2 separate regions of the Mus musculus genome follow, and region 2 is linked to region 1. A link is a loop called in an ENCODE intact Hi-C map of the cell type or tissue named here. Cell type or tissue: left cerebral cortex. All regions are shown on one strand. Each heading gives the region's core, and the rest is flanking DNA. Links, peaks and the distances in the headings are about the cores only. Region 1 overlaps Shroom4 (shroom family member 4). Region 2 has its middle 19 kb from the start of Gm46685.

What was found. A loop is a pair of places that touch in the nucleus more often than their neighbours do. Peaks named below come from ENCODE experiments on the same cell type or tissue, not always from the same donor. Only the 100,000 strongest peaks of a DNase experiment are listed, where the experiment ranks them.
Region 2: a loop joins it to region 1, with 5 times the contacts of the local background. A loop is called at or near these places in 19 of 42 quality-filtered maps.

Annotation. Positions count from the first base shown.
Region 1 is chrX:6,518,386-6,526,957 of GRCm38, forward strand. It overlaps Shroom4 (shroom family member 4), which reads left to right. Exons shown (of 9, transcript NM_001040459.2): 2 at 2,408-2,559. All of the region lies in intron 2 of 5430428K19Rik (RIKEN cDNA 5430428K19 gene), which reads right to left. Among named protein-coding and RNA genes, the nearest start is that of 5430428K19Rik, 52 kb to the right of the region's middle. In left cerebral cortex, for the core only: a CTCF peak has its summit at 4,753 (motif pointing left); a DNase peak (open chromatin) is centred at 4,742.
Region 2 is chrX:6,250,177-6,258,748 of GRCm38, forward strand. No RefSeq gene overlaps it. Among named protein-coding and RNA genes, the nearest start is that of Gm46685, 19 kb to the left of the region's middle. In left cerebral cortex, for the core only: a CTCF peak has its summit at 4,038 (motif pointing right); DNase peaks (open chromatin) are centred at 2,885 and 4,041.

The DNA of each region.
Region 1 (8,572 bases), core at 1,738-6,737:
TACTCTAGATGGAATTAATACTCTAACAGGTGGAACCCACTTCTGTGCTAAGTAGAACATTATGTACAAAATTCACTAGAAAGCCAGGTCTTCAGGGCCCTGCTTTGCTTTGCCTATCCTAGTGGCTCTTCCTCCTAGTTTTGTTTTTTCCAGAGTTCCCCAGCCTGAAAACGTCTTCTGCCAAGATTACCCTGCTCGAAGGGAATGTTTACATTGTGCTAGATTAGTAAACACATTCCTAGCTTTTGCAGAATGCCCATTGGCAAGTAGTATGCTAGGAATGTGTTGAAGAGATGAAGATAATATACTTTGTACTTACTTCATATGTTTAAAATTAGGGATGCTGATTACAGAATTTTGAGCTGGAAGCCATCATTCAGGTTTTCAGCACCAACCTCCTTGTTATAATAATCAGAAGTCATACTGAGTTAAGAACCTATGGGGGACTTTTGGTATAGCATTGGAAATGTAAATGAGCTAAATACCTAATAAAAAATGGGAAAAAAAATAAAAGGATAAAATGGAAAAAAAAAAAAAAAAAAAAAAGAACCCAGAGCCCTCAAACGGGTGATGAAACAATCAGGCGAGGTGGGTGCTTTTGCTCTCTACAGTATGCATACAAGGAAATTTGATGCCACCAGTGTTAGGTAACCTTCTCAGGATCTCACAGCTAGAAAGTAGTAGAGCCAGAATTCAAACACAAGTTTGTCAGATTTCAAAGCCTGTGTAAAGGTAGGAAAAGATTTGCCGACGTTTGATGGAGCTCTGATTTGTGTGCACAGTTTGCAATGCCATGGGGCTGCTTTAGCTGCCATATGGACTTCCTTTTTTTTTATTAGATATTTTCTTTATATACATTTCAAATTTCAAATGCTATGCCAAAAGTTCCCTATACCCTCCCTGCGTCCTGCTCCCCTACCCACCCACTCCCACTTCTTGGCCCTGGCATTCTCCTGTACTGGGGCACATAAAGTTTGCAATACCAAGGGGCCTCTCTTCCCAGTGATGGCTGACTAGGCCATCTTCTGCTACATACACAGCTAGAGACACAAGCTCTGGAGGTACAGGTTAGTTCATATTGTTGTTCCACCTATAGGGTTGCAGACCCATTCAGCTCCTTGGGTGCTTTCTCTAGCTTCTCCTTTGGGGGCCCTGTGTTCCATCTTATAGATGTCTGTGAGCATCCACTTCTGTAGTTGGCAGGCACTAGCATAGCCTCACACGAGACAACTATACCAGAGTCCCTTCATCAAAATCTTGCTGGCATATGCAATAGTGTCTGGGTTTGGTGGCTGATTATGGGATGGATCCCTGGGTGGAGTAGTCTCTGGATAGTCCATCCTTTCGTCTTCGCTCCAAACTTTGTATCTGTAACTCCTTTCTTTCATGGGTATTTTGTTCCTTATTCTAAGGAGGAACGAAGTGTCCACCCATTGGTCTTCCCTCTTCTTGATTTTCTTGTGTTTTGCAAATTGTATCTTGGGTATTCTAAGTTCCTGGGCTAATATCCACTTATCAGTGAGTACATATCTAGTGATTTCTTTTGTGATTGGGTTACCTCACTAAGGATGATATCCTCCAGATACATCCATTTGTCCAAGAATTTCATAAATTCATTGTTTTAAATAGCTGAGTAGTACTCCATTGTGTAAATGTACCACATTTTCTGTATCCATTCCTCTGTGTTGAGGGACATCTGGGTTCTTTCCAGCTTCTGGCTATTATAAATAAGGCTGCTATGAACATAGTGGAGCATGTGTTCTTATTGTCAGTTGGAATTTCTTCTGGGTATATGCCCAGGAGAGGTATTGCTGGATCTTCTGATTTTATTATGTCCAATTTTCTGAGGAACCGTCTGAGTGGTTGTACAAGTGATTTTCAGAGTGGTTGTACCAGCTTGCAATCCCACCAGCAATGGAGGAGTGTTCCTCTTTCTCTACATCCTCACCAGCATCTGCTGTCACCTGAATTTTTGATGTTAGCCATTCTGACTGGTGTGCGGTAGAATCTCAGGGCTGTTTTGATTTGCATTTGCCTGATGATTAAGGATGTTGAACATTTTTTCAGGTACTTCTCAGCCATTTGGTATTCCTCAGTTGAGAATTCTTTGTTTAGCTCTGTATCCCATTTTGTAATGGGGTTAAGGACTTCCTTCTAAGCATCCCTTTCTTTTTCAGAAGTACTGTCTTCCCAGGTTCATTCTTTAGGGAGGAATTGCCTTAATTCTGTCTCGTCTCCTTCCTCAAGAGCCTTCAGGAACCTGTGATCAGCTCCTCATCTCTTCTTTCTAAATGAAAGTATTCCCCATTCCTACTTGTGGCTACAAGGTTGGGAGAAGTTAGGATGTAAAATTATGGAGCAGAAGTCAGCTCACCACCTGCTTCCTGTTTTTTTCTCTGCAACACAGATTGAAGATGGAGGCAAGGCAGCCTTGTCTCAGAAGATGCGGACTGGTGATGAGCTGGTGAATATCAATGGCACTCCATTGTATGGCTCCCGCCAAGAGGCCCTCATCCTTATCAAAGGCTCCTTCAGGATCCTCAAGCTGATTGTCAGGAGGTAAGGCACAGGCATAGAGGCCATTGAAAAGTACTCTATCATTATCATCAAGAAAACAGGTATTTCATCTGTGCAGAATAGTGCAGACAACTAAAGAAGAATGGACAAAGGGCCTTTGGTTCATATTTTGACACTGCTGTACACTCATTGCATGCATTCATGTAAATGCTTCTTCAGAACTCATTTGTTCTTCTGAGGACTCAGTGACTCAACACATGCAAGGCACTTCCACTCTGGGCTCCTGGAGCTCAGGCTTCCCTTCTCAGTGGTCGTTTTCCTGTCTTTATCTTATATACATACCAAAGCTTCTACATCATTGTTATTATTAAAAAGTGATTATTAGAGTATATCTATGATGATATAAATTATTTATAATCTATTATTAGAGGAAAATGTAAATTACCTTCCATGAGCTTTCTTTCTCCCTCTGGCTACTACTGTTTTCCTCCTTTTGTTTTTAGTGAGTCACAAAAAGCAGAGTCTATCCTTCCTGCATATACATTTTTTTCCTTCTCTTAACTTTAGGATCCCTGTGGTCTGAATTTGGCACCTGTAATTCAAGTGTAATGGCTATCAAAGGCACAAAATGTTGCCTCATTGTCAGAGCCAGTATATTATTTTCAGTCCTTATCATATATGACATCAAAAGGACATTTGATAGTTGGTCCACATTATGAAACTCTTTTATGAAACCCTGACTTTTATCATAGTCTATTTATGTCATTGACTCCTACTTTTGTGGTTCCTATTTTAACTGGACCCCTTCATTACTAAACCATTCCTTTGACCATCCTTTAAACATTGTCTTTTTGGCCATTCTACCTTTTCTAACTTCATCATAATATAGAAATGATTATATGGAAATTTTTACCAGCTCCTCCTCTTTCAATTTGTATTTATATGGGGATGATTCTGTGTCTTCTGTCCCAGACCAGATAACCAATTTCATCTTGGACATTTACACTGAAATGCACATATAGCATTCCAAGTACAGTATGCTGCTTCAAACCTAACATATCACTATATTGTCCACAAAAGCTTCCTATCTTGCTAACACCCCAGCAACAAACCCAGAAGGAGAGCTAGCATCAATTCTTTTATTGATCACATATAATAATCAATTTATCCAGTCTTTTTCTAAAAGAGAAAAGGTAACAGTATTGGATACACCGGAAGGATTATATAGCATCCCATTGGTTTACTGCATGATCTTCTGCTACTTAACATTAAGCCATGCCTTTCCAGATATAGGCATCATGGTAAATAGTGCTGTATACTGCATAATAGCTACAACTCTCACTGATTCCATCTTGTATGAATGGTTCCTTTTTTTTCTATTCTAGGGATGGAATCCAAGGCCTTAAGTATGCTTGCTAGTCAAGTCTTTTCCACTATAGATAGGTTGGTTATAATTTATATTTTAAGACTTCATACAAGGACCACTTGATAAGGGTTCTTCCTTAGTATGTGATAGACTCATGGATGTTACTCCTTTGTTCTATCACATGGAAATTAGGGTTCCTTGCATAGTGTTATTATTGTGAAGATTAAATGATATAACTTATACAAAATGCCTTTTACATAGTGGATTTTCCCTCCCAAGTCCTAACCAGATCTGAATGTGCTTAGCTTCTGAGATCAAGGTGGTTTGGCCGTAGACACATAATGCTCTATCAGGGAATTTCAGTTCTCTTCTCTGAGGTACTGAAGTAGAGCATAATTGGGGTAGGCAAACACTGTTAGTGGGGATGTATCAGAACTGCAATGTACACTATACCCTAGTCTATAGAATTTGATTTGCTGGGTAAACAATTAGGGGCAGCCAATATCTGAGCAGAAAACATGGCGCTTGGTGAGATGCTGGTTGTAGACAGGCAAATGCACTAGTGGAGTGTGAATACCATCAGAGACGTTTGAGTTTACTCCCACAGATGAATGTGAAGATGCAGGGTTTTAACTGCTCACCTTGTCTTCATTCTCTCTACTGGCACTAGCTGCCACTACAGAGCCTCACTTAGGAGTGGCTATAGTTATAAACTTGGAGATAGCAGGGGCCTTTGGTTTTCATGATATGAAAGGCACGATGGCTTGCAGTACCTACCTTCCTTTCTACCTTTTCAGCACCTCCACTTCAGCCCTTTCTGCTTGAGGCATTCAATGCATAATTTATGAAGTGGTGCTGCCCTCTTGTGGAAAACTTAACTTTCCCTTCTGACCTGCTGTGGGCAGGGTGTAGGAAGCTATAGTTACTAATTTTTTAGTCACAGTTTCCCCTCCAGTTTATAAAAGAGGTCTCTGTTCTTCATAAATTAGGGCATAACAGAAGTGCGATGTGCTTATACTTTATAAGTGTCCATCTTATTGACTTAGACTTGAGTAACACATGGTTTAAGTAAATCACTGACAATGCTGGGCTTCAGGTCTTGCCTTAAGTCCTTTGAAATTCATGACCATTCAAAAAGACTTTAGAAAATGGCTTACTTTGAAAACCCAATCCAACTTGTATCTATCTATCTATCTATCTATCTATCTATCTATCTATCTATCTACCTATCTATCCATATCAGTCAATCAATCATGTGCACATGTATGTAAGTGCAGGGCCTTGTATATGCTAGGCAAGCATCTATCTCTGAGCCTCCTCTTGTCTCACCTTCCTCCAATGTAAGTAATTTCACGCCATGACATGTCTAACGTGCTCTAAACCTCTCTTGTTTTGTCTTAATCCAATCACTCCTGGTTTCTCACCTGTACTATTTTGAGCGCCTACCCACTGGCTTCTCAGCATTCAGTTTCATCTATTTCCAATCACTCCATGCTCTGAAAAGGCATCTTAGCAGGCCACTTCTCTACTTGACAAAAATAAAAAATAAGAACCATAATGCCGTGCTGTTTTCAAAAGATTTATTTTATATGGATAGACTATTTAACCACATTAAAGACATCATAGTCATAAGCCGATTTGAATATTTTGTTATTTAAAAATTTTATGCAATGTATTTTGGTCATACTCATTTTCCTCCCTATCTATTCTCAGATCTAGTATCCCAGTTCTATATCCACCCAACTTTGTACCTTCATGGATTTTTAAAATAATTACCAATCCAATTAATGCTGTGTATATACTCCTGACTGTGTGGTCATCTACTAGACCGTTTTCATCTACCAGGGGACACACTCTTTAAAGAATCTACCTTTTACTCTCCTCGCAGCTATTGAGTACTGCCAGCTCCTCAGCTAGGGCTAGGACTCTGTGACTAAGTGATCAGTTTGAACTAAAAATCATGATATTTAAATATATGAAGTAAACTATGTTAGCACTGTATAAAGAACAATTATGAAAATATCTGTATTGAAGACATTGATATAACTTAAGTTAGAAAACAAAGAATACCAAACTGGAAACACTTGGAAGAATTGAAAAACATGTCATTCATTCTAGTTAATACAATTTATAAATATTTTATAGATAGTTTATTATTTTCCAGTATTTTTGGAACATCTAATCTATGATTATATGCTATGCTGCAGAGAAAATATATGCAAATTTTTAGCAGAAGTAACATTGGGTTTGTTTCTGATAATAATGTACAAAGTTTACAATTTTAAACAAAAATCTTTAAACAAATTTAATACATGAGAACACATTTGCATGCAAATATCAGATCAGAGAAAAATAGCAAACTAATAAAAATAATCAAGGTGGAAGCATGACTTGTCAAACTTCAAGATTAGTATTCAGAAGTGAATTTATAACAGATATTTTATTAAAAATGAAGAATACAATTACATATCTAAGGATCTATTATAATATTGATGCCAAGGGCTTGATTTTGGGAACTTGGGAGATGGATTCAATAGATAAACCTCTATCAAATTTAATCAAGTAAACAAAGATGAATCATGAATAAAATTTAAATAAGTGATAAATAACATCCTAGAAATAGTTTCTGGAATTAACTACAGATTACATTGACTATATTTTAAGAAATCTTGAAATCACAGAGAAATTTAACATATCTACTTCAGTTTTAAATGCCAGAATTATTGAGAAGCTGTATAATAAAAGGACCTGAAACAACAGAAATGTAGAAAATGACACTAATACCCAAACAGAAATTCTCAAAAGTAATTTGGGTTCACATACTTTGAATACCTTCAAAGTTTTTGCAATAGCCTAAACTCTATTACAGTGTTATCAATCTGAAAGTGTTGTAGAATTATTCAGGTTGCTTTTAAAGCTAGCATTATTTTGATACTAGAACCCACTGCACTGCCCCCACACAGGATCCTCTAATTATTGAGTTTTGGTACATAAAGTGCATAAATATGAGTCTATGAAATATAATTTAGAACCATAGGATAATAGTTTAAGTGCCAAAATAGAGTTTTTGGAAAAAGGTAAAATCTTGACTCATACAGACTTAGAAATGAACATATGCTGCACTTTATTTAACTCTAATGAGCAAACTGTAAGGTGTTGGAATCAGTTTAAAGGCAAAGTCAAAGAAAAACAAATTTAATTTAAAGATAACACTAGACCTCAATAACCAGTTAAAAGCTACAGAAAGAAAGACCTCCAACTCAGAACCCTTAAAAAGAAATATGCATGTCATATAAAGGACATATGTGGATGACTTTTCAAAACAAAATTTCCACTGAAAATGTACACTAATAATTTTGATTATCTGAATAGCCCAAAGACATTGCATAAAATGGTAGTTACATAGCTGATGATACAGCTCTGTGGTAGAGCACTTGCCTGCCATATGTGAAGCCCCAGGTTCAGTTTTCCATTCCCAGTACCATAAAGCATAACAAAGAAAAGCTTAGTGGTAGAGTGCCTACTTAAGCACAAGGCCCTTGACTCAGTGCCCAGTAGCAAAAATCAATAAACAAACAAACAAGCAAACAAAATAAGCCTGGAGGGCAAAGGAATGAAAGAAAAATAATGGGTATATTATAGTGATAGGTTTTTGTTGTTGTTGATGATGATTTGGGATTTTTTGTTGTTGTTGTGTTGTTGTTGTTTTTATTTGTTTTGTTTTGTTTTACCACATGTGCCACATTAGCATATTTCCGTAATCCCAGTACTTGTGGTTGTGGGACTTGGGAAGAAGAGACAGGAGAATTAGAAGTTCAGGGATAGCCTTAGATACATAATGAAGTCAAGAACAGCCTAAGCAACATGAGACCCTTTCTCAAAAAACAAACAAACAAAACAAAACAAAACAAAAAAACAAACCACAAACCAAGAAATAATGGAATGAGCAGTATTTTTACATGCATTGGCTTAGTTACGCCCCTATTCTGTTGGGATATTCTTTAATTTTGAAATTCAAATCAGCCTTTATTATTCTGTTTTCCTTGTAAGTGTTATCAGTCAACCTCCAGATTATGTGCCCATTTGTATGATGTGCTTTTGCATCTAGTTCGTGGTCATCTTTTCTATCACAATTCAAGATGCCATACTGAGAAATTCTATCGTTCTTTTAGATGGACAAACATTTTATAGTTTTGGGTATTCGTCTTAAGGAATACTTCCTTCTGTATTAACAACTTACTCTCTTGATTGTGCAATGGACCTTGCCAACCTCTTCCCCAGCCCTCTTGAAACAAACTCTTACCCAGGTTGGTCTTGAACTCATGATCATCCTGCCTCAGCCTCCAAGGTCCTGGTATTATAGGCATGCAGCACCATAGTTAGTTCTTGTAAGCATTTGAGCCATCAATATTTGTTAAATGCCAGGCTTTTGCTTGAGTTTGAAAACTCAAACATGAAGAACATGGTTGTAGTCCTTGCTCTCATTGACCCTTGATACCTACAGTCTTTCTTGTCCACGATTCCTCAGTCACTGAACAGAGAATATAGTTTGTGACTATTATTTCAATTTTTCTAAAGAAGATACATAGATCCATTAGAGAGATTTTAATTATATGATAGATGTTTTAGAACTGGTGCTCATTAGTGAATATCACGTAGGAAGTTGTTACAAATGCATTTTATTGGATG
Region 2 (8,572 bases), core at 2,009-7,008, 270 kb before region 1:
TTGAGGTTAGTGGTATAAATGGAGAGGACCCAACCCACAGTGAATGAAGATGACCCAACACAGTGAATGAAGAGTAAATGAAGAGGACCCAACCCAAGAAAGACAGTCCACCTTTTCTGTGCAGCCCAGAGATGATTCTATGGAATCATCTCTGCAGAGCTATAGCACAAACCCTATTCTTTTGCTATTGCTAAATTAGCCTCATAGCCACAGGAATCTCTTTCTTAAATCACTAAATTCATTTTGACCTCCTTGAGACAACTGCTGTGTTGCATGAAGGATGCAAATTGATGGAAAACTCAGTTACTGTTTCCTTACACTCCTGTATCCACGCTACCTGCATATTTCTGTATTAAATTATCCGACTCAGAGAATCCAACTCTGTAAATTCACTGAGCATTTGTCTCAGCATTGGTAAGAAAGCAAATAAAAAATAAAGAATATTGGGTCTGGAGAGATGGCTCAGTGGTTAACAGCACTGACTGTTCTTCCAGAGGTCCTGAGTTCAACTTCCAGCAACCACATGGTGGCTCACAACCACCTGTAATGGGATCTGATGCCTTCTTCTGGCATGTCTGAAAACAGCTACAGTGTACTCAAATACATAAAATAAATAAATAAATCTGTAAATAAAAATAAAAATAAAGAAGTCTGGCCCTAGGCCATGGGATCACAGAATAGTGGAGACAAGTGCCTTCTTTTTCTTCCATCTACAACACAACACTCCAGATCTCCCAGCCCACACCCACTCAGTCTCAAGCACACGTTTTCTTGGAATATCCAATAGAATACATGAATTCAAAGCTAGGTGGTGGTGCCACACGTCTTTAATCCCAGAACTTGGGAGGCAGAGACAAATGGATCTTTATGAGCCAGTCCAATCTACAGAACTAGCTTCAGGATAGATAGACCTACAGAGAAACCCTGTCTCAAAAAAACAAAACAAAACAGAAAAACATCCCCCCTCAAAATAAACCAAAAATAACCAACCAGACAAACAATAAAACCAAAAAGATTAGTTAAGCATTTTCTGTGGATATATGGAAGGAACCTGAAGGCCAGTTGATTGAGGCACAGATGGCTTTATTGCCTTTCCAGTCGCTCTTTATTCCATGCCCCAGGCTAAGACGATGAAGGTATCTGGAGCCCCTTCTGAAAGCAGAGGGCAAACTAAGCCCGAGAGAATATTGGAGTTCAAAGGCCTGGGGATGCTCAAAGAAAAAAATAGGTGACAGCTCTCACCTCTAGCATATGGTGATGTCTGAAATCTATGAAGGGCAGTTACTTAGACACACAAACGTGATGTACACATAAAAGCTCATCTCATAATTCTGCCATGCTCAATTCTGGAGTTCGCCGGGCCCACGGAGAAAGTGTGATACTGAGGCAAGATTACTGCCTGGAGGTGCAGCTCTCTTCTTCAAAAAAGAGAACTAAGATTTCTGCTGAATCCTTATTGGGGGATTTTAGGAAATCAGCATTAGTGGGAAAGATGTGGTGATGTCATCGGGGCAGGTAGCTCGTGCTTCAGGACTATGTGATGAGCAAAGAAGATCAGCTGAGGTCCCTCTATTCAGCACAGAAACGAAGTAGCAACACAGGCTTCTTTATGTCTGCCTTTGCCCCCACTATTAGACATTAGAAAGGATCCCAACCTAAGTCTGTATATGTCTTGGAGGTGTGGCTGGCTCAGTTGTACCCTGTGTACCTGACATGCATGAGACCCTGGGCTCCATTCTCATCATCACGTGGAAAAGTTGCTCTATTTTGGATGTTGATGGTCTCTGTGTTCATACTTCTCTGACGTTATCCAGATCATTCTTTTCCTAATGTTCCTTATTGCTGGGTCTTTCAGCCTTGTCTGAAAATGTCAAACTCAAGGCCATGCTTCAATGTACTGAGTACAAGAGGAATGATAAATAGCAATCAGAGTGACTCAGCACACTGAAGACATGGCATTGCAAATGCTTTCAGGTTATGTTACTGAGCTAAAGCTGACATTTGTTTCCACGCATTTCGTAGCCTCCATGGTTTGAAGAAGAAAACATATCACAGCAAACAACTTTATATGGTTACCATAAGATGTTTACTGTACAAGTTTGCTCTATACATGCATCCTTGTGTAAAGTGTATATAATATCTATGTGTATGTCAGGATATAGCACCCAGGGCCTTTTGGATGCTGCTTTCGCTCTTCTCTACTAGCTTTTCTATCTAATTCAAAACTTTTGCTTTTAATCAAATGATATAATTAAATGTGTATTAGTAATTTATAATATATGATACAAACCATCGGCACAGTTCAGTTATAAGGTACAGAGTGGCATAAGCAGCACTTGGTTTAAATGGCAGACATTTTGTAACGCACAGACCTTTCGTGTGTCCTCTCCCAGACACAGCGTGTGTGTATACATGTGCAATCGTTTTCTACCCCTCTATGCCCTGGCTTTGTCCCCTCTTAAATGCTGTCACATGAGGTCATACTCTATTGCCGCTGACATGCTACTTTTGCTCACACTTGTGAAAGTCATTTATCTTGGTGCGAACAGCAGTAATTTCTTCAGTTTGATTGCTGCAAAACTTCCATCTCATGAATGTTTCAGAACAACCACATTCTAATGGCAGGTAATATAGTCCTTGTCACAGTATGAGGCACACTGACATTCTGAAGAAAACAATGCGTGAGGGTGAATTTACATTTTGATTTTTCCTATATGCATTTAACTGTATACATTTTGACAAAAAGAGTTGAGAGCCTCAGAGTAATTATTATTTCCTCCCCACATCATTCAATTCATTTGTGTCATTTGAGGTTGCACAGGAAGTAATGTGTGTGGCACTTCACCACAGTGCTGAGCAATGTGACGACCAATATAGCTACAGAGCAACTCCAGGCTGGTTAGCACATAATATGAGGACACTGGACAAGGAGATGACTCACTTCCTGGATATGATGAGCCATAATGAAAACTCATCTTGCTAACCTAGAATGGCACTCGATTTAACATTGTATTTTTTCTAGAACCTTCCTTCCAAGTAATATTTTTCAGTTGACTGCAGGTTACTGAAACCATTGAAAGGAAAACTGCTAATAGAAAAGCTATTATAGAACCACTATGCCAAATGCTGTATTACATAATTATTTTGATGGATATATTGAATCTTAAAAAATAATTTAGAGAGAACTGACATTTTATAGTACTGTTGCCCAACTAATGTACAAAGGATATTTCTCTGTTTTTGAACATCAAATTGGTATCCGTGTTTGTTTGCCAGAGGCTATACGTGTAAGAACAAGGTGTTCCTGGATTCAGTTTCTTCACTAGGCTCTGAGGAAAAATCGTCTTATGCCTCTGGGCTAAATTTTGGCCACAGTTTGTTTGTGTCTAAATTTTCCCAAGCTGGCCTGAGGCCTTGCCATACTTCCAGATTTACCTAATTCCAACTTGCACCTATATCTTAAGTTGATTTTTTTTTTTTTACATTAGTACCCGAATTATGAGTAGCAAATTTTGTTTTAGCTTGCTTGGTCTGCTGTAACAAAGCTCTATCACTGAGTAGGAAAAAGACATGAGTTGTTTATCTTGAAGTCCAGGAGGCTAGAAATATGAAATCTTAGCAGGCTTGGTTCCTTCTGGGTTGTGGATGGGAACTGGTTTTGCTTCTTGCTCCTTGTTTCCTACATAGATGGCTATTTCTCCCTGTGATCTTTCCTTCAAGTTTGTCTGTCTCTGTGTTCTAATTCTTCATCTTCAAAAACTCTAGGGTCAATTCTAATTAGATCCCCTGAAGTTCTTAGAGCTGAAATGTTTCTATTTCCAAAAAGGCTCATTCTGAGGAACGCCATAAACAGAAGCACCATTCAACCTACAACAGCAGAGCCTCTGAACAGGTTTACCACCCTTTGCATTATACTTATTTTGTGATTTTGCATCAATCATCAATTTATTGTCTCCCAGCTCTGACTGCATACTCTATGAAAACACTAAATTAAGCATCTTTTTTTCATGGACAATATTAAACTGCCCCAGTAGAGGGCAGTGGAGGGATACAGAAAGAAGGTGAGACTGTCTTCCCTTTCTAGCAGTAACAGTGATTCCTTGATGAAGATTTGCAGCTATTTGATGTCCCCACAGCCACTGGTCCAGAACAGAGGATCCTTCATGGCAACATTGTAATGTCTGTATGAAAGTAATTAGCAGCCCTCTCAACAGACAAACAAGAGAACAGCAGCCTGTTAACTTTGAGCCCTCCTAAGAGCTGCTTTTTCAATTGTCCCCACTGGGATCAGCTGCACCCTGGCTCATACAGCTTCTCTGCCAATTATGCCTTGTACCGTAAGGGATCTAATCTCCCACAGTGGATTTCCTTCCTTCTATCCACCAGCACTAAGGGATAATTTAGCACTTTCTTTCAGCTCATTATTACTCAGGATCATAGCTTAATTTTATGAGTGAAAGGCATACTGATGAATCTGCTATGTATGCCTGACTAGACCCACCCCTATTTTTGATACTTTGGTGAGAATACATTATTCATTTTTCATTACTTTTAAAAACTATAAATAGGTTTGCAAGTTACATATGTATGTAAATATATATATATGTATTCATATATACTCAGTTATATAAATGTGTGTATTTGTATGTATACACACATTCATTCATATATATTATCCAGTTGCCATGTTTTGTTTTTATTCCCAGTGCTAGGATTTGAACCCAGGACCTTGTACATAGTAAGCAACGCTACCACTAAGCTACATCCCCAACTGAGAAAACATACTTTAAGAACTTAAATGTAGAATTTTTGTTATAGCAAAGTCATTAACAACAGTATGAGTAATAACAAATTTGTTTCTCTTCTGCAACCTTATACTTCCATTAATCTTCTCATCCACTGAATTAAGATGTACAAAAGAATTGTTAAAGGGAATTCCTCAGTTTCAAAAGGAAAGCTTTTACTAGTTTACTATTTTGTATGGTATTGTGGATTTCTGTTTGCTGGTTTGCTGGTGATGTTGAAATTAGATCCCAGTGCTTAGAGCATGCAGGCAAAGCTCTGCCACCAAACTGCATCTTAGCCTTCTTATGGTTTTTTAGCAATTTGTGGAGAATATAGAGTTCCTTTCACTTCTTAGGGATATGAAAAGCTTAAGATTTAAAGGTAGCTTGAGATTTGTCACTTTTTATTATTTATTATTGCTTGAGATGATCTCCATGTTATATTTGGCTAACATAGTCGGTTTTGATATGATTTTATTAATGATCAGCCTTTGGCCATGACATATCCCTTTATCTGCATGATAATGAGTTTTTGAGCTAATAATTCTCCCCAGAGCTGTGTCTCTAGTTGCATATGTAGCAGAGGATGGCCTAGTCGGCCATCAATGGGAGGAGAGGCCCTTGCTCTTGCGAGGATCATATGCCCCAGTACAGGGGAATACCAGGGCCAGGAAGCAGGAGTGGGTGGGTTGGGGAGCAGGGCGGGGGGAGGGCATAGGGGGCTTTGGGAATAGCATTTGAAATGTAAGTGAAGAAAATATCTAATAAAAATATTAATTAAAAAAATAAAAATAATAATTCTCATCATTATTTTTCATTTATTTCCCTGAGTTTGGCTAACCTGGTCTCCTGTCTTCATTTGTCTGGAATATGCATGTTGTCATTTCTGTCTATATGCTACAAATGTAAATCGAGTCTTCTTTCCTGTATCACTTGGTTTTCTTTAAGATTTGATGAGCTCATTGAGATTTGGTGGTCATTTTACTTTTGGACTCCTTGGGGGAAATAATTTTTATTGTTCATTTATTCTGATTGCTATTAGTCAGTTCATAGTTCTATATTTTCTTGAGTCACCTAAGCTGTATTTCTAAAATCTCTGCCATTCCACTGAAATTTTGAAATAATTGGATAAATGTTGTACATGGTCTTTTTATTACAGTGAAAGACTGCACTTATAAAATCTAAATGAAATATGAACACGCATATGAACATGAACATGCATAGTCTTCAGTCATCTTTCAAAAGATTTAGCTGTCTTTTAAAATCCAGGCTCAATCAGGCTGGTGATACAAAGGAGAAGCCCTATGTTTTGGAACTAACTGTAAAAGGCAGTTTCCCCTGGCCTGCAGGGGCACAGACACCACAAATTGGGTCTTTGACATGTTGTGCGCCTGATCTTGCTCTTTGTCAAGTGTATATTCCTTTGCTTTGACAGTTAATTTTTATAAAAATATAGACCAGGCATTGTCACAAAATAGTTCTTGTATATAGTGTTGAATATAGGGACCAACTCAGGAGGAATAAATGGAATTTAAATCTGCAGACTTCCAATCAAGTGACATGGAATATTACTTATTCACCCCATTCTTTTGCTCTTATTTAATTGAATTACTTTCTACTCAAAGACAACTTATATATCTTATTGATTTTGCCAATAAATATGTATTTTGAGATGGTGCTGACTTTATTTTCACTGAAGTATAATTTCAAATCCATACATTTTTCTCTTCTGTAAACAATGTGTGTAAATAGCACTGTTGTGCCCAGATTTCAAAAACCCCAAAGAGACCAACCACCAGGAACCATAACTTGGATGCAAGCACATAAGATTCTTTATTTAAGCTCAAGCTTGGGTCACAAACCTTCCCTGCACAACAGGTTAGGAGAGTGACACTTGGCTCTAGGGGTTTAGGGTTTATATTAGGAAAAGTTTGCAAGCTGGGGCTCTCAAGGCTTGGCATTACATGATTGGGTAATGGGTAAAGGAATGTTAACCTTCAAACTGCTAGCATTTGTTCAGATCACAAGGGAAGAACTCACATCTAAAAAGAGGGATCTTGACCTGGGAAAGACTTATGCTTTCTTAGCCCACTCTGCTGTTACCAGTTAGCTACAGCTACTGTGTCTATTTTGCTACTGTCAGGGACATTTCGTGATTTTTCTCAGACCTTAAGGGTAGAAGTCATATCACTCCAGTGACAGCAGCTTAAAATAGAGTTTAGAAGACAAGATGGAATCCGTCCTGCTGCTTTCTGCCTCTTCAGTACTACCCCACAATCAAGAAAGAACAGGTTTTCCAACCCCCAAACCCCTTTATAAGAAAAACATCCCTGTAGAGACAGATACCTATCGCCAGCTGCGTGGCAAGTATCCCTGCCCTTCTCTTGCTCTCCACATCCTGCTCCAAATTTCCCTTTCCCCTCTTTTGCCTTAGCTCTAAAACACTTCAGAAGACAACCATCTAGCCAATCTCCCACGTCACTACCTACTTGTCCTTCTAGCTTCTGTGTGGTCTGTATCTTTGGTTCATGCCTCAATCCAAACATGTCTCGGATCTTTTTGTATAGCAGTTTCCTCAAATATTGGAACATTCCATCCTGCAGTGGAGTTAAAACCAGAAGATAAATAACCCCAAATAATAAGAGGAAGTTCCTGAAACTGGCCAGATTCACTAGGCCTCTCCCTCCCTCCCTCCCTCCCTCCCAAAAGTATAACAAAAAGACTGATGTGAGTGGCTTTCAGACAACCTACCAGCAAAGAAGACTCTGAAACCAGACCAACTGCCCAGAAGAAGCTAGATCAGCCAAGCTGTCAGGAAGATGTTTAGACCAACCGAGTCACTTGGAAAGGACAGTCTCCAAGTCTTTGAGCTGCCTGTAGGCTGGAAGTGTTCTCGGGTATCCACCCCCCACTTTTGTGAGAAGTCTGGTGGACTGTGATTTGTGAAAGCAGCTGTATGTTTTAGACATTTTTGCTCCTGTAAGGAACCCCTCACCCATATTCATGTAAGTAACCCCAATAAATTCATAGCTAAGCCAGGTTGGACTTTGGTACTATTCCTACTTTGGTCTGATACAGGATTCCTATCTGGAGTATAAAGACACATGTGGTGTCTCCCAGGAAAAGTCTTGCCACATAACAGCTATTTCCCCCTTCACATCTTCATTCACTGATACTACCACAGTTTAACCCCATTGCTTTAGCTATTGGTATTATGTTTTCCATTGTGTATTCTCTGCATTTTCCAATGGCCTTAGCCTGTGTGCTCATTTCCATAAACCTCCATTTCATCCTGCAATATCACTGGAAACCCTTATCCAAAATGTAGGACATATTTTTGCTCTACTGCAGTATCATCACTGACTACTCAACTACTGTCCAAAGGATGAAAGCAAGTGTTTCACTACAGTCTGTTAGGAGAATCTGTGATCCAGTCCTAGCACTGGATTCCTAATTTACCAAGACAGCATTAATGCCCCAGAACTTGAGATCTTCCTGGGGTCCTTCACTCATGTGAACAACACTGTTCACAGTTCACTATATATTTGTCTATTCTGTGTACACCAGCCTATGACAGCTTGTTAGCTAGACAGCAATATCCGGATCCCAGAGGCAAATCTTGACTGCCAGCGTTCCCATATGAAACATGATGTCCCCACTGACAGCTACAGTATTCACTACTCACGCATGAGTCACTGTTCTCCTAATAGAAAATAATCTCCTGGTAGCCATAGTGACAGCTCTGCAGTTGCCAACAATCAGGCTACTACAGTGAACAATAGGATGTA